2 separate regions of the Mus musculus genome follow, and region 2 is linked to region 1. The links are chromatin loops, found by intact Hi-C in ENCODE. Cell type or tissue: heart. All regions are shown on one strand. Links, peaks and the distances in the headings refer to the core of each region. The heading gives the core; the rest is flanking DNA.

What was found. Hi-C counts contacts between places; a loop is a spot of excess contacts. Peaks named below come from ENCODE experiments on the same cell type or tissue, not always from the same donor. Only the 100,000 strongest peaks of a DNase experiment are listed, where the experiment ranks them.
Region 2: a loop joins it to region 1, with 2.0 times the contacts of the local background. A loop is called at or near these places in 11 of 42 quality-filtered maps.

What each region holds. Positions count from the first base shown.
Region 1 is chr14:27,424,537-27,430,637 of GRCm38, forward strand. It overlaps Tasor (transcription activation suppressor), which reads left to right and starts at 4,298. Exons shown (of 24, transcript NM_001114879.2): 1 at 4,298-4,848. The coding sequence starts at 4,533. It overlaps Gm52095 (a long non-coding RNA gene), which reads right to left and starts at 4,091. Exons shown (of 4, transcript XR_003951011.1): 1 at 4,006-4,091. In heart, for the core only: no CTCF peak of the experiment used is centred there; DNase peaks (open chromatin) are centred at 4,265 and 4,975; H3K4me3 peaks cover 2,456 bases; H3K27ac peaks cover 1,569 bases.
Region 2 is chr14:27,042,839-27,046,838 of GRCm38, forward strand. All of the region lies in intron 1 of Il17rd (interleukin 17 receptor D), which reads left to right. Among named protein-coding and RNA genes, the nearest start is that of Il17rd, 5.8 kb to the left of the region's middle. In heart, for the core only: a CTCF peak has its summit at 2,402; DNase peaks (open chromatin) are centred at 783, 1,563 and 2,343; H3K4me3 peaks cover 1,201 bases; H3K27ac peaks cover 2,012 bases.

The sequences.
Region 1 (6,101 bases), core at 2,102-6,101:
TTACATGAGATATCAAGTGTTTTTCTGCCAAAGAAAACAAGATTCAGCATTTAGGAGGCAGAGAGGCAGGGAAGCAGAGAGGCAGAGACAGGAAGATGACCTCAAGTTCCAGGCCAGCCTGGGCTATGATAGAATGAGGCCCTGTATCAAAATAAACAACAACCCAAACAGAGCGTGAGGAAGGGAGAGCTGTTCAGTTGGTAAAGACATTTGCCACCAAGACATTTGCCTCCCGTGTCTTAGGGTTTCCATTGCTGTAAAGAGACTCCATAACCAAGGCAACTCTCAGAGAGGACAACATTTAATTGGGGCTGGCTTACAGTTTCAGAGGTTCAGTTCATTATCATGATGGGAAGCAAGGCAGCACGAAGGCAGACACGTTGCTGGAGGAGGAGCTGAGAGTTGAGCCACAGAGTGCCAGAAGACTGTCTTCCACAGACAGCTAGGAAGAGAGTCAGGAACACATTGGCCAGACTTGAGCATATGAATCCTCAAAGCCCCTCCTCCACAGTGACACACTTCCTCTAACAAGGTTACACCTTCTCCAGTAACGCCACACCCAATAGTGCCACTTCCCATGGGCCAAGTGTATTTAAACCACCACATTCCACTCCCTGGGCCCCATAGACTTGTTCAAACACATTAGTCTATGGGGGTCATACTTAGCCATGGCATAATGCAAAATACATTTAGTCTACCTTCAAAAGTCCCACGGGAGGATGAGGAAGGAGTTCTATTAGTTCAATTAGTTCTATTAGTTCTATTAGGAAGGAGTTCTATTAGTTCTATTAGTTCAAGGCCAGATTGTAAAATTAGTTCCATCATGGGCTACACAGTGAGCTCAATTGGTAGAGTGCTTGCTTAATAAGAAAGAAGCCCTGGATGCTATCCCAAGCAATGGATAAACTGGGTCTGATTCAATACTGCATAAATGAGACATAAACGAGATGTGATGATATAACACATTCTATATAAGAGAAAATATAGAGTGTTTGTCTGATATGTGTGTACATACATATATGAGAGGGGAAGGAGGACAGAGACACATGAAAGCAGGAAAGGCTGTCTTACAGAAGGAAGAAAGAGAACTGGGAAGAGGTGGAGAAGCAGAGGACGGTACTGAGGGGGAAATATGAGCAAAATAGAATGACATATGTATGGATGCACATATAGTGAAAGCCATATACAGTAACTAGAAAAATTAACAAAACATAAAGTTGAACTAGATACATATTTGTTTGTAAGTTTAAGAAGGAAACTGTGGTCCCAATATTTAACTTTGTTCTGTTAAATATTATTCTCTAGGATTCTTGCTGCTTTTCCCACTACTGTTGGGTGGAGACAAGAGAAAATTTACACTTTTAACTTGTGCCAGTTCTGCCTTCAGAACTACATGCATCTGTGGTAGTTCCTCTCCCCGGATATCTGCCCCCCCCCCCACACACACACAGAGGCACAAACAGAAACCAGTACATGAATATTCTTTTTATCTTGCTATGACTTTTCTCATGTGCTTGGAACTTAGCAAATTTCTGTCCCCCTTTGCTCTTCCTTAACCAATCCTAACACCTCAGCCTAGTTATTCTACAGATGATGTTAGAAACACCACCCCACTGAACTGTAAATTTGATAAAAGTAACTATGCCTGTTTGCTTGCTCTAGAGTCAGATCCTTGGTACCTAGCAGTCCCAATAAACAGCTGGCAAGTATTTCTAATATTGAATGTTAGTAGCTTTATGCAGCAGAATTTAAAATTACTATTTTATTCATTTTAAGAAGGGTGGCACATACCCATGTGTTAATTTCAGCACTAAGGAGGCTGAGGCAGGAGGATTAGTTATTCTAGGACAGCTTGGTGAACATGAAACCCTATCACAAAACAAAAACAAAGTCTTCATATTTTAGAGCATCCCAATTTAAAAAATATAAATTTCAATCTCCAAGATACTAATATTCTAAAATAAATGTTGATTTGGGTTAGAACAATACTTCATGAGATTGAACCTCTGTAGGTGATCTGTGGTTCTCAAAGGTCTTAGTTTTAAGCTTAGTGGTTAAGAACACTGGCTGCTTTTTCAAAAGTCCCAGGTTCAAATCCCAGCATCCATATGGCATTTCATAACTGCCTGTAATTCCAGTTCCAGGGGATATGGTACCCTCATGCAGCCATACATGCAGGCAGAATACCAATGGAAAAAAATTCTTTCCTATCAAACTCTGGCTGTCTATACATAGTCTTCTTCCAAGGAAAACTGGCTTTTGATGAGTGGATTATTAAATGAGAGCACCACTATCTAATTAATTCCCAGGTAACTTTTAATTTGATAAAGATGAACATTTAGAAAAAAGAAAGTTACCATGTAAGGTCTGCAAAGTGTTAGGTTTTGATCTTCTTTCACATCAGGTAAAGAAAGCATGCTCCTTTTCCTAACTCTTTCTGCCTGTCTGTATCTGTCTGTCTATCTATCTTATGTATCTATCATCTATCTACCCACCTGTCTATCTATTTTTGTGCTGCCAGAATTCTAGGGGCAAACTCAAAGTCTCAACTTGGGCTACATTCTTGGCCCTCTCCTGTTTTATTTTATTTGATACAGGGGTCTTACTGTGTAGTCCAGGCTGACCTTGGACATGTATAACTCCTCTTACCTCTTCCCCCTGAGGGCTGGGAATAGGTATGTGCCATCAAGCTCATCCTCCCCAGTATGAAAAAGTGACTAAAATAGTGTAGGAGTTTTTCTAAACCTTCCCTTTTCTTTCACCATTCAAAAAAGGAAAGTTTTAAAATGTACTTTTTACCTTAGCCTCTAATCCCCAGGTAGCCCAGGATGACCTTGAATTTCTCTCTTGCTTCTACCTTCCCAGGGGTGTGCCACCATGCTCAGTTCATTTGGTGCTGGTAGATTAAAACCTGGACTTTGTATATGTTAGGCAATCTCCGTGAACTCAGCTAAATCCCAAGCACCTACCCTGTTTACTAATAACTGATTTACATACACTTTTCCTTGATTTGGTTCACAGAGGTGCAGGTTTTACACTACACACGATGCCAAACAATGGATGCTTATCCCAGATCCTCTGCTGCTCTTGGAGAGCTCTTCAAGTACCAATCACTTGACAGAGGCTGTGGCTCTTTTGCAGTTTATTATCTTGGCCTAACAATTCCTTCAGTAATATTGAGGTGTTGGGGGACAAAGACCTGGGCGTCCTGCTGCTGTTGCTTAGAGATCTTGAGTAAAAAGTATCCCGTGTTTCTTCATCAAATGCATTATTGGGCCGGAGCTGCTTGAAAACTAGGCCTTAGGCTGTATAAATACTTTGGATGAAATTAGACCTGGCTTTTGTCATCTCAATTTGCCTAAATTTCAACATTTAAATTGTGCAAAAGCATCTACTTGGTATCTGTTGTGAGAATGTGTCTATACAGATGGTAACTCAGAACCCCTTACCTAGAAAGAAACTATTGAAAGGCCCTCCCTTCATTTCACTATCAAATTGTTTTCTTCTAGGTGGTCGAACATTCTTCTAGGTGTGCGAGCATTCGTGCCTCCCATCATTAGGTTGTAAATTGTGCGGAAGAATCCCAAATATTGAATGTTTGCTTATGTAGTGCTTTGGTCTGGAGTACGACCAGTGCTCGTGATCTACTGGGAAAGCAGAAAGTCTGGATGGAATAGGATGTTATCACCCTGCTTATCACTGGAGGCCATTTTCTTATCTCTCTTCACTGCCTTTCTTATTGTTTGTTTATAGTCTTTATGCATATAGGTGGCTTGCCTGCATTTATGATAGAGCACCACACGTATACCTAGTGCCCTCCGAGGCCAGAAAAGGACTTGGATTCTTTGAAGTGACTAACTGCTGGTTGAGTTGTCCTATGTCGGCTGGAGCTCGAATTCTGGTCCTTTGGAAGATCAGCTCAGAGCAGACCGATCACACGACCAGGATCAGCCAATTATGTGCCGGGTTTGGTCCACAGACCTCCGGAGGAAAGAAGGTGCTTACTTGCAAGAGTACTGTCCGAAAGACGTCCTCTGGGCTTGCCTCCGTCAAACGCAGTGCGGAGAGGGCAGGGCCCAGGAATCCGCAGAATGCTGCCAAGCCCAAGCCCTCACTCTGAAGCGATGGCGTCGACGCTTTCCCCGGGCGTGGCACTCTCCTCTTTTGGCGGGCTCGGCATCGCGAGGCTCCGCCCTCCTGGAACGGTCTCTCTGCAGTCGCGGAGGCGGGCTCTGCATTTCTATTGGTAGAGCGGGTCCGCCGAGGCCCCGCCCCCTCCCGGGCCCGACGCGAGCACGTTGGGTAGCCAGGGCCGGTTGAAAAGCCGCCCGAATCCGGAGCAGCTCCCGGGGCGAGAGGCACGCTTAGGGCCGCGGTGGCGGTTAAGAGGCGTCTCTGTGGCTGGAGTGCGGTCCCCGGGGGCGGAGGGGCCGGGTGGGCCGAGACCTCGGCGGCCTGGCCCGCCGCCCTTCCTCCCCTACGCCCGTCGACCTTGTGGGCGGAAGCTCCCTGGAGCGCCTCACGCCCGCGCGATGGCGACTGCCGCGGAGACGGAGGCCCCTTCGACGGACGCGAGCTGGAAAAGCCGCGGCGGCGGCGGCGGAGACGACGGGATGAAGCCAGCGCTTCCGGAGCTTGAGTCCTCCCTACAAAATGGCGGCGGCGACGGCGGCGGCGGCGCGGGGCCTGAGGAGACCGCGGCAGCTGAAGCCGCCCGGAGCTACGGCCACGAGCAGCCTCAGCAAACCTCCGAAGCGGCCGCGGCCGCTCTGCCCAAAGGCGCCGAAGAGCCGGAAAGGCCTTTTAGGCGGAGTTTTCAGATCCCCAGGAAGAGCAGAGAAAAGAAAGGTGGTGCCTCCCCTTCCTCCCACCCCCTCTCTCGCTTCCCTCCCCCTCCATCTTTTTCATTAAGACCTCTCTGTCTCCTCTCCCCACACCCATCCGAGACACGTAAACACGCACGCAAGCGCCAGCAGCCTCTCCGCTCACGGCCACGGCCGCCCAGCCGCCCTTGGTGCGAGAGGATAGGGTGGAACCACGCTCCGCCGCTCCCCCTCTCCCCGTGGAAGTTGGAAGTAGCTCAGGTTTGAAGCGTTTCCATAAGGCTGCGGCTCCCCGAGCGGAAAGATGGTGCTCGGTGCCCCTCTTTTCCCCCAAGCCCCGAAGGCAGAGAAGCTGATGGTGGCCTCCTAAAGATGCTTCTGAGAAGTCTGCTTGTGGAAGTAGCCTGTGGCCATGGATTCTGAGGCTTTCTCCAAGGCCACTGCGTTCTAAGGACAAGTGTTTCTCACTGTGGAAATTCTTCAGCTCTGTGTGTCTACTTGAAATGTGCTCGATGTCAGCGTCTTCTATTTAGAAAACTCTCCATTAGTATATGCGCTCCATGCAGTTTTCCATCACACTTCATTTCCATGTAGTTTTTTTTTTTTTTTTTTTGGAAAAGCATTAGCTTACGTAGGTTCTTCTGTATAACTTCCAAGCCTAGAATGACTTTTCTTAAACGATTATAGGAACAGTTGGGTTGCTTACTTTTTGAGATCTTAGTGCCATATTGTAAAACGTACACTTTTTTTTTTCTTAGAGTAGGTTTTGACTGTCCGATAATTTGGAATTTTCTGGATTTGACTTAAACACTTACCTTCTTACTGCGTGTTTTTTTTTTTAATTGTTTATTTCCCAAATCTTTTTTTTTTGTCATTTGAATATCTGAAGATTTAGAATCTTGATTGGAACCGTGCATCTGGGTAACCAACTCTCTGCACAACTGAGATTATGAAAGTATAAAGAAAGTTCCTTTCTAAATGGATGACAAAGCGAAGGAAATAGCATGAGAAACCATGCAGAGAAGGATGAAGTTGATCTTTGCCGGCTGAAGTGAATGTTTCTAGAAATACTCTTTAAATGATGTAATACTTTAGGGTGTAGGGCAAGACAGTGAATTCACTTGATGTCGTTAAGGTGTGTATGGCTGTGCTGATACAAGAAAAGTTAGATACTCATCCCCAACCGCCAGTTGGTAGAAAAGGTGAGAAGTACTTTTAAGTAGGGCCTCATAATGTAGTAAGGGCTTAACAGTTTCAAGCTGTATCAAACCTTTTTGA
Region 2 (4,000 bases), core at 1-4,000, 380 kb before region 1:
GCAAGTGCCCGTGATCCTCCTGTCTCTGCCTCCCACAATCACTCTCAGTGTAGTCATAGCTACACAAGCATGAGCAGCCAAGTTTGATTTTATAAGGTGGTGGGGATCGGAGCTCCAGTCTCTTTGCCTGCCCAGCAAGTGCTTGTGCCCTTTAAATCCTCTTTCTAGCCCCAACTCTTACTTTTTGATGGCAAATTTGTTCTGTCTGTGATGGGTAACTTTGCGATTTAATATGTCAATCCCTTGTGCCGTGAGGTTCCCAAACTTCCCCCACTGTCCTGCTAAGAAGGAATTCCAAAGCCAGGCATGTTGTCCATACCCCTAAACACTTGGGAGGCAGAGCAGGAAGATCAAGAGTTAAAGGCTAACATGAATGATTACATGATGACATCCTATCTTAAAAAGCAAGCAGGCAAGTGAACAAACCAACTAAAAACCTAAAAAAAAAAAATCCATCTTCTGTTTAGTAGTTTTTCCTGTGAGCTGTTTCTTGTCTCCTACCCTAGGTGGGGTACGTATTTCCTGGTCTATTGTGTCTGAACTACCATTTCTAAACGTCTTCCCCCAAAAGAGTGTCTCCAGCCATTTGGAAACTATGCTGGCACTGTCTTTACAGTGAACTACAAGTTTCCCATTTAAGGCAAATACTTCATCTCCAAAGGTAGAGAAGAACAGGGTGGTATTGGGGTGTGGGGGTTGAGGGTTCCAGCTGGTTAAAATTTAGGTCCCTGATAAAAGTCCAATCCAAGAATTCTCCCTGGCTGAGAGCCCAGGCATGTTTATTGGATTCCGAGTTGGATGCGTTTTCATTCACTTGCAGCCCATGGCTCCAACGCCTCATATCAGGTCTGCTTGGTCTGTGGTGGACCACATCGCAGATGCTCTGGTGTCCCTTACAGAATTCTTGGTTAAAAATGATCTTAGTTTTGGGTTGACATATTTCTTTTAGAGCTGTTTGTTTTGATGATAGGTTCCGTGCTTTCTTCCAGCCTGTTTTGCTAGTTGATTAGGAGGAGGCTGCCTGGCCTTTGTTTTCTTCTGCTCTCTCCATCCCTCATCCATCCAACCCTGCAGCCCAAGTACCTGGACCATTGTGTTAGTTACCAGCTCAGCGATTCAGCCAGCAAGTGCTGCTTGGAGCTTTGCTTCTTTCCAAAGGTGGTTTCTCAAAGACCAGAAGCGTTGGTAGCAGAATTGCCTTAGCAACCTGTTGTTAATGGGACCTGACTGAGAGGATGGTGGAGCCCAGGAGTTGGCATTGGTATAAGGTCCTAGGGTAAGATGATTCTGGTGCTGTCTCAGTGGCCAGACACATCGCTGTAGTGACAAGGTGTCCGAAGTTAGAAGAGAAAGGGAAACTGCTTTCCTAAATATTTAAAACCAGTCGAGTTGGCTTTAAATTATTTCACTGGACACACAGCGACTTTGTCAGGCACTACTGGTAGTGAGGCTGTTTGGAGAGTCTGGAGTTGTGTGTCTGGGGAGCTAGGTAGGCAGGGCATCCTGACTCTAGGGTGGGGCCCTCTGGTCTAAGGCTAGAGAGGAGCCTGGGAGAGAAGAGCACGTGACACTGGGTTCTTCTCCAAACAGCTGGGCTTGTCTGGAAAACTGTCTGAGGAGGGAGTAGAGTAGGATCCAGCTCTGTCCCTCCCAGCAGGCAGCTCAGACCTGACAGACAGCCTCCCTACAAAGGAAGAAGGCTCATGCCTTCTTCAGACTTTTTTAAGTTGAGTATTTTTTCATGCTTCATTTGGCTTAAAATGTGTTGGGTGGTTTTTTGCTTTCAAGTGCCCCCTCCCACCCCCCCTTCCCTCATCTGTCTCTGAACTTTTCACTCACTGTGCCCCAGCAAACCCACCCCACCCCCGTGGCCCCCACACCCAGCAGATGTCTGCTGCTGTTGGGGCCTCTCCATCAACAATTTTATTGTCCTCTTTCATTCCCGACGGCCTCTTGTGCCTGCCGGTGATGGATGGCTTTTTGGACTGCTGGAAGCTGGGGCCCCCACCTGCCATTTGTAAGAGTGTGGGTCGGGGTTGTGGGGCGTGGGGGGGCAGCTAAGGTACACACGGCAGCTCCCCGGACTATATAGACTCTGTACAGACTTCTCTCCTGCTGTACTGGCATCTACACTTTGGCCATTCTTCCTTCCCCAGATGTGGAATGTCACGGCTTTCAGCAAGTCTGGAGCTATCTCTGCTTCCAAGGGGGGCCAGCTTGCCCAGCCAGTGGGAGGCAAGCACTGTCCTCTAGGGCAGTGTTTATCTTTGGCTGGCAGGAAGTTCTGAATGGTCCTGACACAGGATTAGGTGACTGATGGTCCTACAGCACATTGTCTCTTCTGGGCCCAGGCCTTTGAAGCTCCTCCTGGTGGGAAGTGAAGAGACTATTTGCTCTGTTAAAATGCCTTGGTATTTCCTCTGTTTAACCACAGGCCACTTCCCCTCTGCTACTCAGAGCCCAGCAGGGGCCACCAGCTGATTGAAAAGACACAAGCCCTGGATGGATACAACGGAAACTAGCCTTACTGCTGATTGTGGCTAGGGCAAGTCAAGGAATCTACCAGGTAGTTCCTTGTCCTTCTCAAAATTTAGCCAGTAGATATAATTCATACTTAAAGTCTCGAATGCATAAGTGAGCCCTTTTTAAATGAGGGAAACTCAAATTAGAAATTAAATTTGAAGCGTGTTTTATCTCTGTATGGCTAGTTTATGCAGGTCAATCAACAGACTTGATCAGTTTTTAAATTTATTTATTTTTATTTTATGTTATGTTTTTATTGGTATGTTGCCTACATGTGTGTCTGTGTGAGGGTGTCTGAGCCTCTGGAGTTACCTGCAGTTGTGAGCTGCCATGTGGGTGCTGAGGATTAAACCCAGGTAGGTCTAGAAGAGCAGCCAGTGCGCTTAAGATTTTCTTAATTGTGCTTAAGAAGGGCACAGTGTCTTGTCACTTGGCCACTGTGTGTACTTGGGTCTCCCATGTGCAGAAATCCACTGGAGAAGTTTGTAGTGTGACTGATAACCTTGAACATCTCTAGGGAGACACTCTAGTTCTTTTTCAAGCATTATCTTGAAGAAGGTTTAATTAATAACACAAGTCAGGAAAATAAAAATGGAACAACTTAAAATTGTAATAAAGAGAGAAAATCAAAACTTGGGCTGGATCCTGCTTTTGTGAAGGGTCTGAAAACTTAACTAGTCACTGTAGCAGAGGCTACTGTTTCAACATTTACCACTTCATTGTTCAAAGTATCTATTTAAAAAGGGCTTCGCTTTTCTTTGGTTCCTTGTTTGGAAATGTTGGGGCAAGGTGGATATAGCTAATTAAGGCAACAACATTTAAAAGGGGGGGGGGTCTTAATAGGTACCATCTGTCCTTAACAAATCACAGAGTAGATGGCAAAATGAAGATCCGATGTGAACACACATGAAACTCTCTTCTGAAACGGAGGTTGGCCTATAAATTTTCTGGTTTAATAGTGTAAATGAAAACGACCTCAGCTGTGCATGTTTACAGAGCATTTCCTTTAGAGTGAGCCCAGTGCTGGATGCCATGTCAGGCCCAGCTTTCCAGGGGTGATTATTTGTTGGAAGTTTAGTACAGTAGAACTGGGTTGTGCTTTTCACCCTTTTCAATCTGATTGAAGAGACGTTAGCACGAGAATGATTCACACACCGCAGTTCCTAGAAAAGTCACGAACTATTGAAGTGTCAGCTTTGAAAAGGGAATGGAAATTGATATCATTAATTAAAACATTTAAGCGAATATTTACATGTCCCATTAAGCAAACACATCTTCTCATGAACCTTTTGGAAACCATGAATGATTCAGCTTTAAATACAACTCCCACCCACCCCCAGCTAAAAAGAAATGACAGAGGGTAGGGTGGTTCAGTGGTAGAGGTCTTGCTTGCTTTCACACACACTTTATATTCTTAAAACCTAAAAAGAGTTTTTCCAAGAGTTCTGTTTTGCCCATTATGTAGATTTTCCTGTGT